Linked DNA regions of Homo sapiens: region 2 is linked to region 1. A link is a loop called in an ENCODE intact Hi-C map of the cell type or tissue named here. Cell type or tissue: PC-9. All regions are shown on one strand.

Region 1 (8,000 bases):
ATGGCCACAGGACTGATAAGCAGGTTAGTATGTGTAGAAGGAAGCCAGGTGCTAGTTATCAAGAGAACGGGAAAATGACCCCAAAGTCATTTCGGAAAATGACTCCAAAGCCATTTCGGAGAATGACCCCAAAGGCATTTGGGGCTGCCTTGCTCATTAGAGGCCCAGAGGGTTAGAGCCTTGCGGCAGAACAGTTTCAGGGGAAGGGCCCAGGCGCCTGCGGGGTCTCAGAGATCACTGCCTAGGGCCACCTCAGGTCTCTGCTCCCCACATTTCCAGCAGAGCATTCCTCCGTCACCCTAGCTGTGGCTCAAGCAGGACCAGGTGCAGGTTGGGCCACTGCTCCAGAGGGCGCAAGTTATAAATCTTGGTGGCATCCATGTGGTGCTGACTCTGTAGGTATGCATACTGTATGAGCTGTGGGAGCACGGCCGCCTCCACCTCGATGGAAAGGATTTCTTTGACCTCAGGGCCCGAGCAGAGATTTGTCACCGGGGTGGAGCCACTGCAGAGAGCCCCCAGTAGGCCAATACTTAGGGAAGCCTTGGAGGTGGTATCACCTGGAGCCTTGGGGGCCCAACACCCACCCCAGTGTGTTCAGAAGGTGAGATATGGAGTCAGATAATATTATTCTCAAGCCTAAGATCTAATGTTGAGTTTTGGACTCACTTGAGACCTGTTGTTACTCCTTTCTTCCTTCCTGTTTCTCCCTTTTGGACTAGAAACATCTGTCCTGTGCCTGTCACGCCATTGTATTTGAATCAAAGTACGCAACTCATTTGAATTCACAGGCTCACAGCTGGAGAGAAATTTGCCTCAGGATGAAATTTATCTCAAAGTGAATGAGTCTCTCTCACACCTGACTTAGATAAGATTCTGGACTTAGATTTTAAAGTTCATGTTGGAATGATTTAAGGCTTTTGAGGGCAATTGTGGTGGAATGAATGTATTTTGTTTGTGAGAAGTACGTGAATTCTGGGGGGCCAGGATTGGAATGCTATGGTGTGAATGGGTCCCCTCCAAAATTCAGGTGTTGCCGGTGTGATAGTATTAGATGTGGGGCCTTTAAGAGCTGATTAAGCCATGAAGGTTCCTCCCTTGTGGATGGGATTAAGCACCCTTATAAAGGGCTGAATGGAGGGAGTTGCTTCCCTTTTTTGCCCTTTCTGCCATGTGAGGCTACAGCCTTCAACAGACACCACATACCAGTGCCTTGATATTGGACCTCCAAACCTTCAGAACTGTGAGAAATAAATTTGTTCTTTATAAGTTACCCAGTCTGTGGTATTTTGTTGTAGCAGCACAAGCAGACTGAGACAGTGATCTAGAAAAGACCACCCCGGAATGTAAAGCATTCCTGGTCTGCACAGCATATTCCAACCCTGGACACAGGCCCGTCCCTCTAGCACCAGCTACATTGTCAGGGCTGTTTCACATCTTACACATTGACAGATGAGGGTCCCACCCATCATCAAGAACTTCATAAGCCCTCTCCCTCTCCCTCTCCCTCTCTTTCCACGGTCTCCCTTTCATGCCGAGCCGAAGCTGGACTGTGCTGCTGCCATCTCGGCTCACTGCAACCTCCCTGCCTGATTCTCCTGCCTCAGCCTGCCGAGTGCCTGGGATTGCAGGCCCGCGCCGCCACGCCTGACGGGTTTTCGTATTTTTTTGGTGGAGACGGGGTTTCGCTGTGTTGGCCGGGCTGGTCTCCAGCTCCTAACCGCGAGTGATCCGCCAGCCTCGGCCTCCCGAGGTGCCGGGATTGCAGACGGAGTCTCGTTCACTCAGTGCTCAATGGTGCCCAGGCCGGAGTGCAGTGGCGTGATCTCGGCTACAACCTCCACCTCCCAGCTGCCTGCCTTGGCCTCCCAAAGTGCCGAGATTGCAGCCTCTGCCCGGCCGCCACCCCGTCTGGGAAGTGAGGAGTGTCTCTGCCTGGCCGCCCATCGTCTGGGATGTGAGGAGCCCCTCTGCCTGGCTGCCCAGTCTGGAAAGTGAGGAGCGTCTCTGCCCGGCCGCCATCCCATCTAGGAAGTGAGGAGCGTCTCTGCCCGGCCGCCCCTACTGGGAAGTGAGGAGCCCCTCTGCCCGGCCACCACCACCCCATCTGGGAGGTGTACCCAACAGCTCATTGAGAACGGGCCATGATGACAATGGCGGTTTTGTGGAATAGAAAAGGGGGAAAGGTGGGGAAAAGATTGAGAAATCGGATGGTTGCTGTGTCTGTGTAGAAAGAAGTAGACATGGGAGACTTTTCATTTTGTTCTGTACTAAGAAAAATTGTGCCTTGGGATCCTGTTGATCTATGACCTTACCCCCAACCCTGTGCTCTCTGAAACATGTGCTGTGTCCACTCAGGGTTAAATGGATTAAGGGCGGTGCAAGATGTGCTTTGTTAAACAGATGCTTGAAGGCAGCATGCTCGTTAAGAGTCATCACCACTCCCTAATCTCAAGTACCCAGGGACACACACACTCTGCCTAGGAAAACCAGAGACCTTTGTTCACTTGTTTATCTGCTGACCTTCCCTCCACTATTGTCCTGTGACCCTGCCAAATCCCCCTCTGCGAGAAACACCCAAGAATGATCAATAAAAAAAAATAAAAAAAAATAACTTCATAAGCTTTTAAAAAAATGCTTACAGTTTTCAGAAAATCAACTCGTATGAAAGACTTATAGTGAAAAGCAACAGCCTCATGTTCTGTCCCTCCTCACCCCCAGCAAAGCCACTTTCAACCCTTTCAGCTGTTTCCTCCGGTATTTACCTCCACCATTGTAGTTAATGGGTGGGTGCAAACGTAATGGCAAAAACCACAATTACTTTTGCACCAACCTAATGCTTTGTGCATGTGGTCATTTGTTAATCCATCATTGTCAGGCATCACCTACCAACTTCCTGGAGCTCTCTCACAGCCTCTCCCTCTTCCCCACCCTGCTATTTTCATAGCAGTTGCATTATACTCGTTTGTTGAAATCATTAGTTTCATTATCATGGCTCTGTAAATCCAAAGTCCTTACCAGGGCCAATAAGGCCATATACGATCCTGAGCCATCTCTTTGATTTCTCCCAGCACTCATCCCCTGCCACACTGGATCCCTTCCATTCCCTTAAATGGCTGAGAACACTCCATTCCTGCTTCAGGACATTGCACTGTCTGTGGCTTCTAGAACAGTGTTCCCACAGGCAGCCAACAGTTGTCTCCTTCACTTTACTCAGGTCTCTGTTCAAATGCCACTTTATTCCGTGACTCCTGCATGTACAATAGAGGCCTGCCCCACTTTTCAATCTATGTAGACTTGTAACTTTTCTGTAAAGTATGAATCACCATCTGATATTGCAGACTGATTTTTTTTTAAGCATCTGTCATCATCCACTAAAATGTGGGCCTCTGGAAAGCAGAGATTTGATCTATTTGCTTATTGTGGTTAGTCCACAGCTTACCGCAGGGCCAGACACAGAGTGAGCACTCAGTAAATACTTGTGGAATGAATGAATGCAGATCCAAGTAGTGTATTATGGGTTATGTTTTCTCTAACACTTTTTTTTTTTTTTGAGAAAGAGTCTTGCTCTGTCGCCCAGGCTGGAGTGCAGTGGCATGATCTCTGCTCACTGCAACTTCCACCTATGTGTTCAAGCGATTCTCCTGCCTCAGCCTCCTGAGTAGCTGGAATGAAGGATGGTGCCACCACGCCTGGCTAATTTTTGTATTTTTAGTAGAGACAGGGTTTCACCATGTTGACCAGGCTGGTCTTGAATTCTTGACCTCAGGTGATCCACCTGCCTTGACCTCCCAACATGCTGGGATTACAGGCGTGAGCCACCGCACCTGGCCTAACACTTTTGTTTTATTCTGGGGTTAATAATTGCATTGTTTTTTTACTTGTTTATCTTCCCAAATACTGATCACTATGTTTTTCCTCCAAAGGGCTAAAAGATCTGTCAAATGTTGACCAAATTAAATTCTAGACATTTTAACCTCAGATAACTTATTTCTGTTTTATTCCTAGAGACCTGTTTTGAGAATATTCTCTTTAAAATTGAACTGGCTGTCTGTCCTCCTGGGGCATTCTGCACCATCTTACAAATTCCCTTTGCCTTTTTCTTGTTTTCCACCCACCCTACCTTTTGCTGCAGCTTCCAGAAGAGGCTTTTCCTTGTTTTGGATCCCCTGTTTCTTGGATGCCATTTATTTTTCTTTCTTGGCTTATTTCCATTAATATAAGTCTAGCATTCCCAAAACTATGCATAAAAGGGAAATTCCTTGAGAATTTGCATAGTTGACAATCTCTGCCTTTTTATTGGGACGGTTTATTTAGTCCATTCATATTAATGTAATTATTGGTGTGGTTATATTTATAGTTGTCATTTTGCTATTTGTTTTCTGTCACTCATGCATTTTTTTGTTCCTCCGTGCCTCATTTCCTGCTGTCATTTATGTCTAACAAGTAATTTTAGTATACCATTTTAATTACTTTTTTCATATTTTAAGCTATATATATTTTTTTCCTACTGCATGCTCTAGTCTAGGGATTATAGTATGCATCTTGAAGTTACCATGGTCTATTTTAATAGTAACTTAATTCTGATAAAATATAGTGACTTTGTTCCAATATATAATAGCTCTATTTCCTACCCCTTCCTTCATGCATACACACACACACACACACACACACACACACATCTATAATAGCTCTATTTCCTACCCCTTCCTTCATGCATACACACACACACACACACACACACACATACACACACACAAAATAAGCCATTAATATATATGAATGGACTAAATAAGCCACTCTAATAAACAGGCAGAGACGTGTGCGTGTGTGTGTACACATATATGTACATATCATATTTATGTTTGGGCTTGTTATAAAGTTTTTAAGATTTAAGAATATATAAAGTCTAGGTTATAAACTAATGGTGTGGCAATTATTTCTTGAAGCAATTTTACATTTTTCAAAGCATGAATATATATATATTCTTTGATATTTAATCACATATTTACCATTTCCAGCGTTCTTCATTTCTTTCTGTCCATTTTAATAACTCTAAAACCTCATTTTCTTTCGACCTGAAGGATGTCCTTTAATATTTTTTCAGCTTTATTGCGGTATAATTGACAAATAAAAATTGTATATACTCAGGGTATATAACATGATGATTTGATATATGTATACATTGTGAAATGATTGGTATGATCAAGCTAATTAACAGAGTTATCACCTTACCTGGTACCCTTTCCTTTCCTTTGTAATGAGAATCCTTAAGATCTACTCTCTTAGCAAATGTCAAATATAAGGTTTATTATTATTACTATTATTTTTAGAGACAGGGTCTCGCCCTATCACCGAGGGTGGAGTGCAGTGGCATAATCATAGTTCACTGCAGCCCTGAACTTCTTGGGCTCAAGTGATCCTCCGCCTCAGCCTCATAAGTAGTTAGGACTACAGGTGCAGGCCACCACGCCTGGCCAATTTAAAAAATTTTTTGTAGAGACAACGTCTCGCTATGTTGCCCAGGCTGGTCTTGAATGTTTGGGTTCAGGCTATTCTCTCGCCTCAAACTCCCAAGGTGCTGCGATTACAGACATAAGCCACTGTGCCTGGCCAGTATATTATTATTAATGATAGTCACCCTCCTGTACATTAGGTCTCCAAAATTTACTCATAACTGCAAGTTTGTACCCTTTGACCAATATCTCCCCATTTCCCCCACTGCTCCAGAACCCTGGTAACAGGTATTCTATTCTGTTTATATCCAGTTTGATTATTTTAGATTCCACATATAAGTGAGATCACACAGCATTTTTTCTGTGTCTGGCTTATTTCCCTTAGTATAAGGTCTTCAAGGTTCATCCATGTTGTTGCAAATAGCAGGATTTCCTTCTTTTTTAAGGCTGAATAATATCCCATTCTATATATATATACACCACATTTTTTTTGTCCATTCATCAATCAGTGAACACTTAGATTGTTTCCATATCTTGGCTATTGCAAACAAAGCTGCAGTGACCATGGGAGGGCAGATATCTTTTCAAGATAGGGAGTTTATTTGCTTTCGATATATACACAGAAGTGAAATTGCTGGATCATAGGGTAGCTCTATTTTTAATTTTTTGAGAAACCTCCACACTGTTTTCCATAATAGATGTACCAATTCACATTCCCACCAACAGTATGTAAAGGTTCCCTTTATCCACATCCACACCAATCTTGTTTTGTTTTTTGTTTTGATTTTTTGGCAACAGCCATCCCAACAGGTATAAGGTAATATCTTATTGTGACTTTGATTTACATTTCCCTGACGATTAGTGATGTTGAGCATCTTTTCATAAACCACTTGGCCATTGTATGTCTTCTTTAGAGAAATGTCTATGCAGGTCCTTTGCCCACTTTTTTTTTTTTTTCTCAAAGCAGAAAATTTATTGCCTACATTCTTTGACTACAATGCTATAACAACAGAAATATTTTCTTTTACAAAAATCTCAATCACCTTAAACATTTTTTAAGTCACTAAATAACTTTGGGTCAAAGAAGAAATCAAAACTGCAAATACATAAAAGCAAACATCAATTGGCATTGTATACATTAGAACATATGAAATAGATTATAGTAAACAATTATTAAAACACAAAGAATCCAGGATGCGGAAAGCTGGGATGAGTATTACACCCTAACAGCAACGATAGCAGATAAACTACAAAATCATAACTTTTCCTAAACTCATTTGAGAACTGAGATCATAGGGCAATCAAAAAGTCTAAAATAGGCTGGGCACAGTGGCTCATGCCTGTAATCCCAGCACTTTGGGAGGCTGACTGAGGCAGGCGGATCACCTGAGGTGAGGAATTCAAGACCAGCCTGGCCAACATGGCAAAACTCCATCTCTACCAAAAATACAAAAAATTAGCCAGCCGTGGTGGCGCATGCCTGTAGTTCCAGCCACTCGGGAGGCTGAGGCAGAAGAATCGCTTGAACCTGAGAGGCGGAGGTTACAGTGAGCCGAGATTGCACCACTGCACTCAGCCTGTTGCCTACTTTTTAATAGGGTTATTTGTTTTTTACTATTGAGTAGTAAGAGTTTCTTGTATATTTTGGATTTAGCTCCTTATTGCATATATGGTTTGCAAATATTTTCTCCCATTCTATGGGTATCTTTACTCTCTTCATGGTTTTCTTTGCTATGCAAAAGCTTTTTACTTTGATGCAATCCTACTCCTTTACTTTTGCTTTTGTTGCCTGTGCTTTTGTTGTCATATCAAAAAAGAAATCAACGCTAGCACCAATGTCATGTATCTTTCCCTGCATATTTTCTTCTAGGAGTTTTACCATTTTAGGTCTTACATTTAAATCTTTCATCCACCTTTAGTTGATTTTTGTATATGGTGGAAGATAAAGATCCAATTTCCTTATTTTTTTTTGCATGTGGATATCCAGTTTTTCCAGCACCATTTATTGAAGATACTATTCTTTCCTCATTCTTGTTCTTGACACCTTGTAGAAGATTAGTTAACCTTATATGAGTGGGTTTATTTCTGTGCTTTCAATTCTGTTCCATTGCTCTATGTGTGTTTTTATGCCAGTACTATATTGTTTTGATTGCTATAGCTTTATAATATAATTTGAACACAGGAAGTGTGATGCTTCTGGCTTTGTCCTTCCTGTGTGGTTCTCTTTGTGTTTTTTAAATTCAGTGTTGGTTGAGTTTTAAAAAAAATCTGCAATTCAATATCTTTCATCAAACCTGGGAAGCTTTCAGCTATTACTTCTTTATTTTTTTCTCTCTCCCTTTCTGCGGCTTCCATTACACGTATGTGGGGACATTGAGCATCATCCCATGTGTGTCTGAAGGTCTGTTCATTTGTCTTCATTTTTCTTTCTGTTTTTCGAATTGGATCATTTCTATTGGTCTATTTTCATGTTCACTAGTTCTTCCACTATCTCAAAATCTGCTATTGAGCCCATCTAGTGAATTCGAAATTGTACCTTCCAAC
Region 2 (8,000 bases), 300 kb before region 1:
CAAATATTTTTTTTTCTTGCCAGGAGCAATGGCTCACGCCTGTAGTCCCAGCACTTTGGGAGGTTGAGGCAAGTGGATCACTTGAGATCAGAAGTTTGAGACCAGCCTGGCCAACATGCGGAAACCCCATCTCTACCAAAAGTACAAAAATTAGCCAGGTGTGGTGGTGGGCACCTGTAGTCTCAGCCACGAGGGAGGCTGAGGCAGGAGAATCTCTTGAACCCAGGAGGCGGAGGCTGCAGTGAGCCAGCCTGGGCGACAGAGCGAGACTCCGTCACACACACACACACACACACAGCAGAAAACAAAACTAAACTAAAAGCAGCTTGATTGAGGTATAATTGACTGCACATATTGAAAGTGTCCAATCTGGTAAGTTTTGACACATATCTACACCTGTGAAATTATCACCACAATCAAGAACTCTTTCAGTTTTGATAGCCATTAAATATAGTATTGCAACAAACTGACCTTCGAACCAGATTTTCTAATTGCTTTATTTCAAAGTACTAAAACACGATTACAAAAATAAGATACAGGAGAGCGTAACTCCCATCCCTTAAGTTCGGGCTGCACGTGGTGCAGTGTGACAGTGCGAGGAGGGGAAGATTAACTTTAGACAACCTGACAAGCACCACCTCAGCCAGGGGTCAAGGTCAACATCGACAGCAGTAAGTCATGTTGACAGTGTGTACCCTTGATGGAATAGGAGGACACCTTACCTCTGTGGTCTTCCTCCTAATAACACATAACCCATGCATTACCATGAGAAAAACATCAGACAAAACCCCATAGTGGGACATCCTACGAAATGCCTGACCAATAACTCCTCAAAACTGTCAAGATCATCAAAACAAGGAAAGTCTGAGAAAGCTTCACTGTCCAGAGAAGCCTAAATACAATGTCATTTATTGGGAGAAGACAGAAGACAGGGCTGGGCGCAGTGGCTCACACCTGTAATCCCAGCACTTTGGGAGGCTGAGGCAGGTGGATCACCTGAGGTCAGGACTTTGTAGACCAGCCTGACCAACATGGAGAAACCCCGTCTCTACTAAAAATACAAAATTAGCCAGGCCTGGTGGCGCATGTCTGTAATCCCAGCTACTCGGGAGGCTGAAGCAGGAGAATCGTTTGAACCCGGGAGGCGGAGGTTGTGGTGAGCCGAGATTGCACCATTGCACTCCAGCCTCGGCAACAAGAGCTAAACTCCGTCTCAGAAAAAAAAGAAAAAAAAAATAGAAGACAGTAGGTAAACACTAAGAAAATCTGAATCAACGATATGGACTTCCATTAGGAGAGAGGAAGGAGAGAATGAAAGCAATCACTTTGCCTGCACTAAAACTAGCAATATTTGACTGGACCCAAAAGGCTTTGTACTGTTATTAAATAAAATTTGGAAAAAGTATTTCATCTTTTTTATGCCTTCCAAGTTTCTATTTATAATACATGCAGATAATTTTAAAATAACTATACATAGTTTAAAATAACTGTATATATAGTACACACTATAAATGTTTTATTGATGGAGGGCACTGCTCTAATCGGAAAGAGGCAGGGACTTCAAAATTTTAAGTTCAACCAAGCTGGGCACAGTGGTTTATGCCTTAATCCCAGCACTTGCAAAGCTGAGGTGGGTGGATCACTTGAGGTCAGCAGTTCCAGACCAGCCTGGCCAACATGGTGAAACCTTGTCTCTACTAAAAAACACAAAAATTAGCCAGGTGTGGTGGTGCACGCCTGTAATCCCAGCTACTCTGGAGGCTGAGGCACGAGAATCACTTGAACCCGGGAGGCTGAGGTTGCAGTGAGCCGTCACTGTACTCCAGCCTGGGCAACAGAGCAAGGTTCCGTCTCAAAAAAAAAAAAAAAAAATCAATCAGATCTGGGTTATCTTGTATCTTGGCCACAGATCTCTGACAGATTCCTCAAGAATGTCATGCCCCCAGCCAGGCGCGGTGGCTCACACCTGTAATCCCAGCACTTTGGGATGCCGAGGCGGGCAGATCACAAAGTCAGGAGATTGAGACCATCCTGGCTAATACGGTGAAACTCCATCTCTACTAAAAATACAAAAAATTAGTCAGGTGTCGTGGCACGCGCTTGTAGTCCCAGCTACTCAGGAGGCTGAAGCAGGAGAAATTGCTTGAACCCGGGAGGTGGAGGTTGCAGTGAGCCAAGATTGCGCCACTGCACTCCAGCCTGGGCGACAGAGTGAGACTCTGTCTCAAAAAAAAAAAAAAAAAAGTCATGTCCCATCCATTTCAAGGATTCTGGGGGCCGGGGGCGGGGGAACTCATGTCTCCTGTCACATTCTCTGGGTATCTGGGCTGCTCCACAGTGGAAATGCACTAACCAAGTCCATGGTTGCTACTGCCTGTCAAAAGTATGCAACCACAGAGGGCAGAACAGACACGACTTCCCCTTATTTCATAGGCGGTAACAGGAAAGATACCAGCTGACACCCATTTCCTTGTCTTATAAGGACCGCTTTACCCTTTGCCCCAGAAAAGAGTCCATTGTACATAACCACAGCATTTGGCTCTGCCCCTAACAGCGTGTGACCCTGTGGCCATGTTTCAGCTGTGAAATAATCAGGAGTCATAAGGTCCCTTCCAGTTCCCTGTATCCATTCTGTCTATGTCCATGACTTCAAAGTACCGCAAGACAGCATGTTCCTTTTTTAAATACTTTTTCACCTGCTCCTATGATAGTGGACCCTTGGGCCTCTCCAAAACTTAGGGACTCATTACATCCTCATCTGTACCTCCTAAAGAGCTTTGTCAGTTGTCACAGCAACAGAAACCAGAGATCAGGGCATCTGATGTCCTGGCTCAAACCTCAGCTGCTGAGCTCTGATTTGCAACTGAAAGCAGACAGGCAGGTAGGAGGACCTTCGCACCTGTCAGCACCAGCACCTGAGGCTGGCCGCAAGGTGGGCAGGGCCACATTCCCCAGAGGTCAAGGCTGAGTCACCAAGGCAGAAACCAGGAGCTTCTCTCAGTTCCCGGGAGGTGGGTGAGCCACCAGGGAGCAGAGTGGAGCCTGCCTAGGGTGAGGCCGCCTGGCAGCCCTGCCTCTCATTCATTTCCACGTCATCTCTCAGGCCTCCCCAGTTCTCAGCTAACCCCGACTGTCTCTGCAATGACCCCATTTGGGTAATGAACGTGTAAATAGAAACCACTGCACTTTCACCAGCCCCAAACTCCTCTCTAACCCATCAGCAACAGGAATGTGAGTAACAGGTAAGAGACTCGAGAGCTGAGCAGCTGGATGGGTATTGGCTGCCATGCCCCCGCCCCTGCCTCCCCCAGGACTGAAGTACACTGAATAAAGGAAGAACTCCCACCGAGCTGGGTTTGCATCTCTGCTCCACCCCTTACTGCTCCGTGGAAGACCTCAGCGTCATTTCTGGAAGAGGGGAATGCCTCAAAAGGTTAAGACTAAATGGAGCTGGGCATGGTGGCTCACGCCTGTAATCCCAGCACATTGAGAGGCCGAGGCGAGTGGATCATGAGGTCAGGAGTTCGAGACCAGCCTGGCCAACGTGGTGAAACCCTGTCTCTACCAAAAATACAAAAAAAAATTAGCCAGGCATGGTGGTGCACGCCTGTAGTCCCAGCTACTCGGGAGGCTGAGACAGAATTGCTTGAACCTATGAGGCAGAGGTTGCAGTGAGCTGAGATCGCGCCCCTGCACTCCAGCCTGGGCAACAGACTCTGTCTCAAAAAAAAAGAAAAAAAGACAAAAATGCGCCTCTGACTTGGAGGCAGCTAGTACATGGCAGGCACTAAAATCAATGAAGCTGGTCTGTTAGCTTTGAAATCAGAATGACCCTGAGATCAGTTTCCAGCTGATACTACAGAGGGTCAGGTGATAACACTCTTCAGAGCACTCCAGCAGAAACTGGTTTCAAAAAACAAAAAAGTTCCCTCTTCTTCAGGGCTTTCCTGGCAGCAACTTCAGTGACCAATGCAGGCAGAAGGGAGAGGCTGATGGGGAAGTGGTAATCATTATAAAGAACCAACCTGTTCACCTGGCTCACAAAATGCTTTCCTGGCTCATAAAACACTCCCTAGTCCAGTATCCTAGGGAAGATTCGTCACGTATGTACACACATGTACATCTACACACAGCTATATATGACATTACCTTGATAACTACTCTGTATATTTAAACTGGCATTAAACTAGGGTAGGGACTGAGATTTACCCCTGAATTGACCCTCTTCCCTGTAGCTGGGCATTAAAAAGATCTTAGCTCAGTAGATAAAACTGGGCCCAGGCAGAAAGCCCTCTAAGCAGTTGCCAAGGCAACAAACCAAACACCCCCATCAGTGAGGTGACAGGGCCTCCCAGTGTCAGGTTATTTAAGCAAATGGAAGCTGCAAGCATTCCTCTGAAAATTCAGCCACAAGCCCTACTCATTGTTCCCAGTAGCATTAAGAAGTCTCATATTAATAAATATCAGTAGCCTAAATTTTGCCAGACAAATGCTCTGTGCAGATGTTCCCTCTTACTTTGCTTTCTAAATGCGAAACGGCGCTGGAAGCCTTGAGTCACAGCTTGAGCAGACGTATTTCCGCCTGTGAGGTGCAGCTGGGGTCCTTCGTGGAACGAAGTTATCACCCTCCTGGAGGAAGGGGGTAGGACCATCACGCAGATCAATGCCGCAGTCAGTGAAACGAGCAGTCTCGGTGGAAGTTAAAGTATTTATTGATGTGTTTAAACTGTGTACATTCTCCACAGATCATATTAAGGAGTTTGTAGGTGAAGTTTAATCTGTGCATAGTGGGTAGAGACATGAATAGGGTCAAAGGGGAGGAAAAAGGAAAAAAACAAAACAAAAACAGTCACAGGAAAATAAAAATACACCACAGGTTACCAGAACCTTCAGATTTAAAATAAAAAGAAAGAAAAAGCAGAAGCAGTGAGCATCGACATCAACTGTACAAGCATTACAAAGACTCCTGTGACGAAAACACAATTGTTCAAAGCTTTCCACAGTGTCCACAGACTCAGTTTCAGGGACAGCCTGGACTACTTTCCTTTCACACAAACAAACCTCCCCGTGTTCTCTCCTGGGCCAGCGGCCGCCTCCTTGGTGTGGTCTTCTCTGAGTGAATGTCACAAGGCCGGTGACAGGAGGGGGTGGAGGTGAGGGGACAAAGTAGAGGCCGAGGGTCAGTGCCTTTGGAGAAAGTCCAGAGAGGAGGAGCCTGCACATCTGGACATAGTTGGAAGGGGAAGTGAACGGTAAAAAGCTACGGTAGGTAAACAACAGACAGTGAAGAATGTCAAATATAAGCTACAGGCTAATCTCTGTGGAAGCACTGGATTCCGAAGGAAAGCAGCAGCGGACACCCTCATCTGTATACACTAAGCTCTCTAGAAGACGCTGGAATAAAATGCCTTTAACGTCCTTGGTGACAGGACTTTTATGGAGACACACAGGTATCCAGCCGTGGAAACACTGGACTTCAAGAAACTGGTCCTTTCACATCATTTTGCGAGGGTCTCTCACGTGCTTCAGTGGCCATTACAGTTCCCTATTCCACCCCATTTCTCAGCAACTTCCTGAAAGCTCATTTAAAAAGGGAATACTGCCTTTTTTTTCTTTAAATAAAAGCCAGGACAGTGAATGAGGCTGAAGAGTTGACTTACACAACATAACCGGAACGACAGCCTGCATATAAGTCTATTATTGAAAATCGACATTTCCCATTTATTATATATTGAGAGCATGTGTCAGACAATACAATGGAAGTGGGGTTTCTGATTAATTTAAAAAAGAAAACTACATCAAATATCTGCAATAGATCATTTTTTTCATTTAAGGTTTATATATCATATATTGTTATATTACCATTTTTCACCCATTTAAAAGAATGGAAATTGCAGTTCTACAGTAGTACTTTATATAGTCCTACAGTCCAGGAGGTCAGGATGTCAGACGCAGCCCCTGGCAGCGGCTGCTGCTTGGCAGTCGATCGGAATCGTGGGATCTTCCGGCCCACCTGCATCCCTCCGCCAGGGCTGCCGCGCTCCCTGCCACCTAAATCTGCATCTGCTCCAGGTATTTGTAGGTGGGGTTCTCATAGCCATGGTTCTGCATCTTGTTCAGGTGACGCTCTTCTGGGGTGAGCATTGGATCAACCTGGAAGAACAAAACCTGAGGGTCATTGTGGTGTCTGGGAAGAGACCTGCACAGGGTGCTGGGAGACCTGAGCCATTTGCTGCACAATCCCCTGAGGACCAAATGCAGCCAGCAGCCCGTTCCCACCGGACAGGCCAAATGAGAACCGGTGGTGAAACACAGGAGAAAGAAAATAAGGGGATCAAAGAGGCAATGCTTTCGAAACGAGAGCCCTGAAAGCTTAGCCCTCACGGAAGATGACAGTCAACTGGATTTCCTAGCACCGTGGTGACAAGCAAGGCTCGGCGCCACTGCTTACTACCTGGGCCAGCCAAGGCAAGCCAGTCAGCAGTAGGCTAGCAAGCAGACGGTGGGACCAGGGGATCTCTGGTCTTTTTCAGTTCTGAAATTCTACAGCTAGGCCAGTCTCCAGCAGGAGATAAAACCAAGTAACTGGCCAGGTGCAGTAGCTCATGCTTGTAATCCCAGCACTTTGGGAGGCTGAGGCGGGTGGATCACTTGAGGTCAGGATTTGAGATCACCCTGGTCAATATGGGGAAATCCTATCTCTAATAAAAATACAAAGACTAGCTGGGCGTGGTGGCACACACCTGTAGTCTCAGCTAGGTGGGAGGCTGAGGCACAAGAATCACCTGAACCCGGGAGACAGAGGTTGCAGTGCGCTGAGATCGCGCCACTGCACTCCAGCCTGGGCGACACAGCGAGACTGTCTCCAAAAAACCAAAAAACCAAAACAAACAAAAAAACACAAATAACTAAGACCAGCATCTGCACTAATTTCCCAGGGCTCATTAAGGTCCTTACTGTATTTATATTTGGGGATCAAGGGACTCTGGACATTCCCACTGTTCACTAAGGAGTGAGTGGCAAGACAAGTTCAGTAACCAGCAGAAGACAGAACAGAAACAGTCTGCTTCAGCACTTTCTAAATTTCCTGTTGCTCCTTTCCCCCATTAAAAAAAAAAATACCTGGAAAAAGGAACACTAAGGAAATAATCTGAGAAAAGAGTTTTCACCCTCTGTAGCATAAAATGTTCACATGACTTTCTGACATTCATAGCCAAGGCCCAAACTAATGTTGAAAGTTGGCAACAGCCCCTTGTGGCAGGGGCTGATTTCCAAAAACACGACCTAGGAATCCAGTGAGTAACTGAACTGATAACAGCAGCATGTCCAGTACTCGAGGAGTGAAGATGCCTATTAATTCCACAGGTTCCCACCCCCAACCCAGCCCACAGTGCAGAGCAGGCCCTCAGCAGCCCAGCTCCTCACCTCCACGATCCCGTGGCTGATGGTGCCATACTGCCTCTTCCTCAGCATCACCAGGCTGATGACGATGACCGTGGCAATGGCCACTGCGATGACCAGCAGGCCAATGAGAGCACTGCTACTCAGACTGAAGTCCTCCCGCAGTGGGCCCACGGATTCCTACGTAATAAAGCAGACGTGGAAAAAAGTCCCAGTGACCATCTGGCAGCCGTGAGGCAAGTAACTCACTGAGGGCCACGCTCCTGGAAGGTCGAGCCCCTAAAACCCAAAGTAGCACCAAGATCCTGCTTTGCAGGGAACCACCCACAGGTGGAGAACGCCCACTCTTCCCAATCTCCATGGAGATTTTAATTTTAGCTTTCTTATCCAAAAGTACGGAAAGCTGGGGATGAGGGACCCTTATTAGCTCAGGCATCTCTCCCGTTTTCTACTTGAACTGAGAAGGTCCAGAGGAGAAATACCTAAGATTGGCAGGAAACCTTAGGTTCTGGAGCTAAACACGTACCCGCTCTTCCTCGAGGCCTCCAACTCTCTCGGCATTGAAAATCATTTCCTTAACATCCAGAGTCTCGTCAATG

What was found. Peaks named below come from ENCODE experiments on the same cell type or tissue, not always from the same donor. Only the 100,000 strongest peaks of a DNase experiment are listed, where the experiment ranks them.
Region 2: a loop joins it to region 1, with 8 times the contacts of the local background. A loop is called at or near these places in 2 of 110 quality-filtered maps.

What each region holds. Positions count from the first base shown.
Region 1 is chr11:129,842,019-129,850,018 of GRCh38, reverse strand. The region is part of intron 1 of TMEM45B (transmembrane protein 45B); the gene reads right to left. Among named protein-coding and RNA genes, the nearest start is that of TMEM45B, 30 kb to the right of the region's middle. In PC-9, no CTCF peak of the experiment used is centred here; DNase peaks (open chromatin) are centred at 2,868 and 3,408; H3K4me3 peaks cover 708 bases; H3K27ac peaks cover 1,968 bases.
Region 2 is chr11:130,141,500-130,149,499 of GRCh38, reverse strand. It overlaps APLP2 (amyloid beta precursor like protein 2), which reads right to left. Exons shown (of 17, transcript NM_001142276.2): 15 at 7,928-8,000; 16 at 7,426-7,581; 17 at 4,695-6,153. The coding sequence ends at 6,052. Among named protein-coding and RNA genes, the nearest start is that of ST14, 14 kb to the left of the region's middle. RefSeq lists enhancers at 2,605-2,654, 2,442-3,641 and a silencer at 3,712-4,006. In PC-9, a CTCF peak has its summit at 3,003 (motif pointing right); DNase peaks (open chromatin) are centred at 1,879, 2,479, 3,009, 3,912 and 1 weaker place; H3K4me3 peaks cover 440 bases; H3K27ac peaks cover 4,750 bases.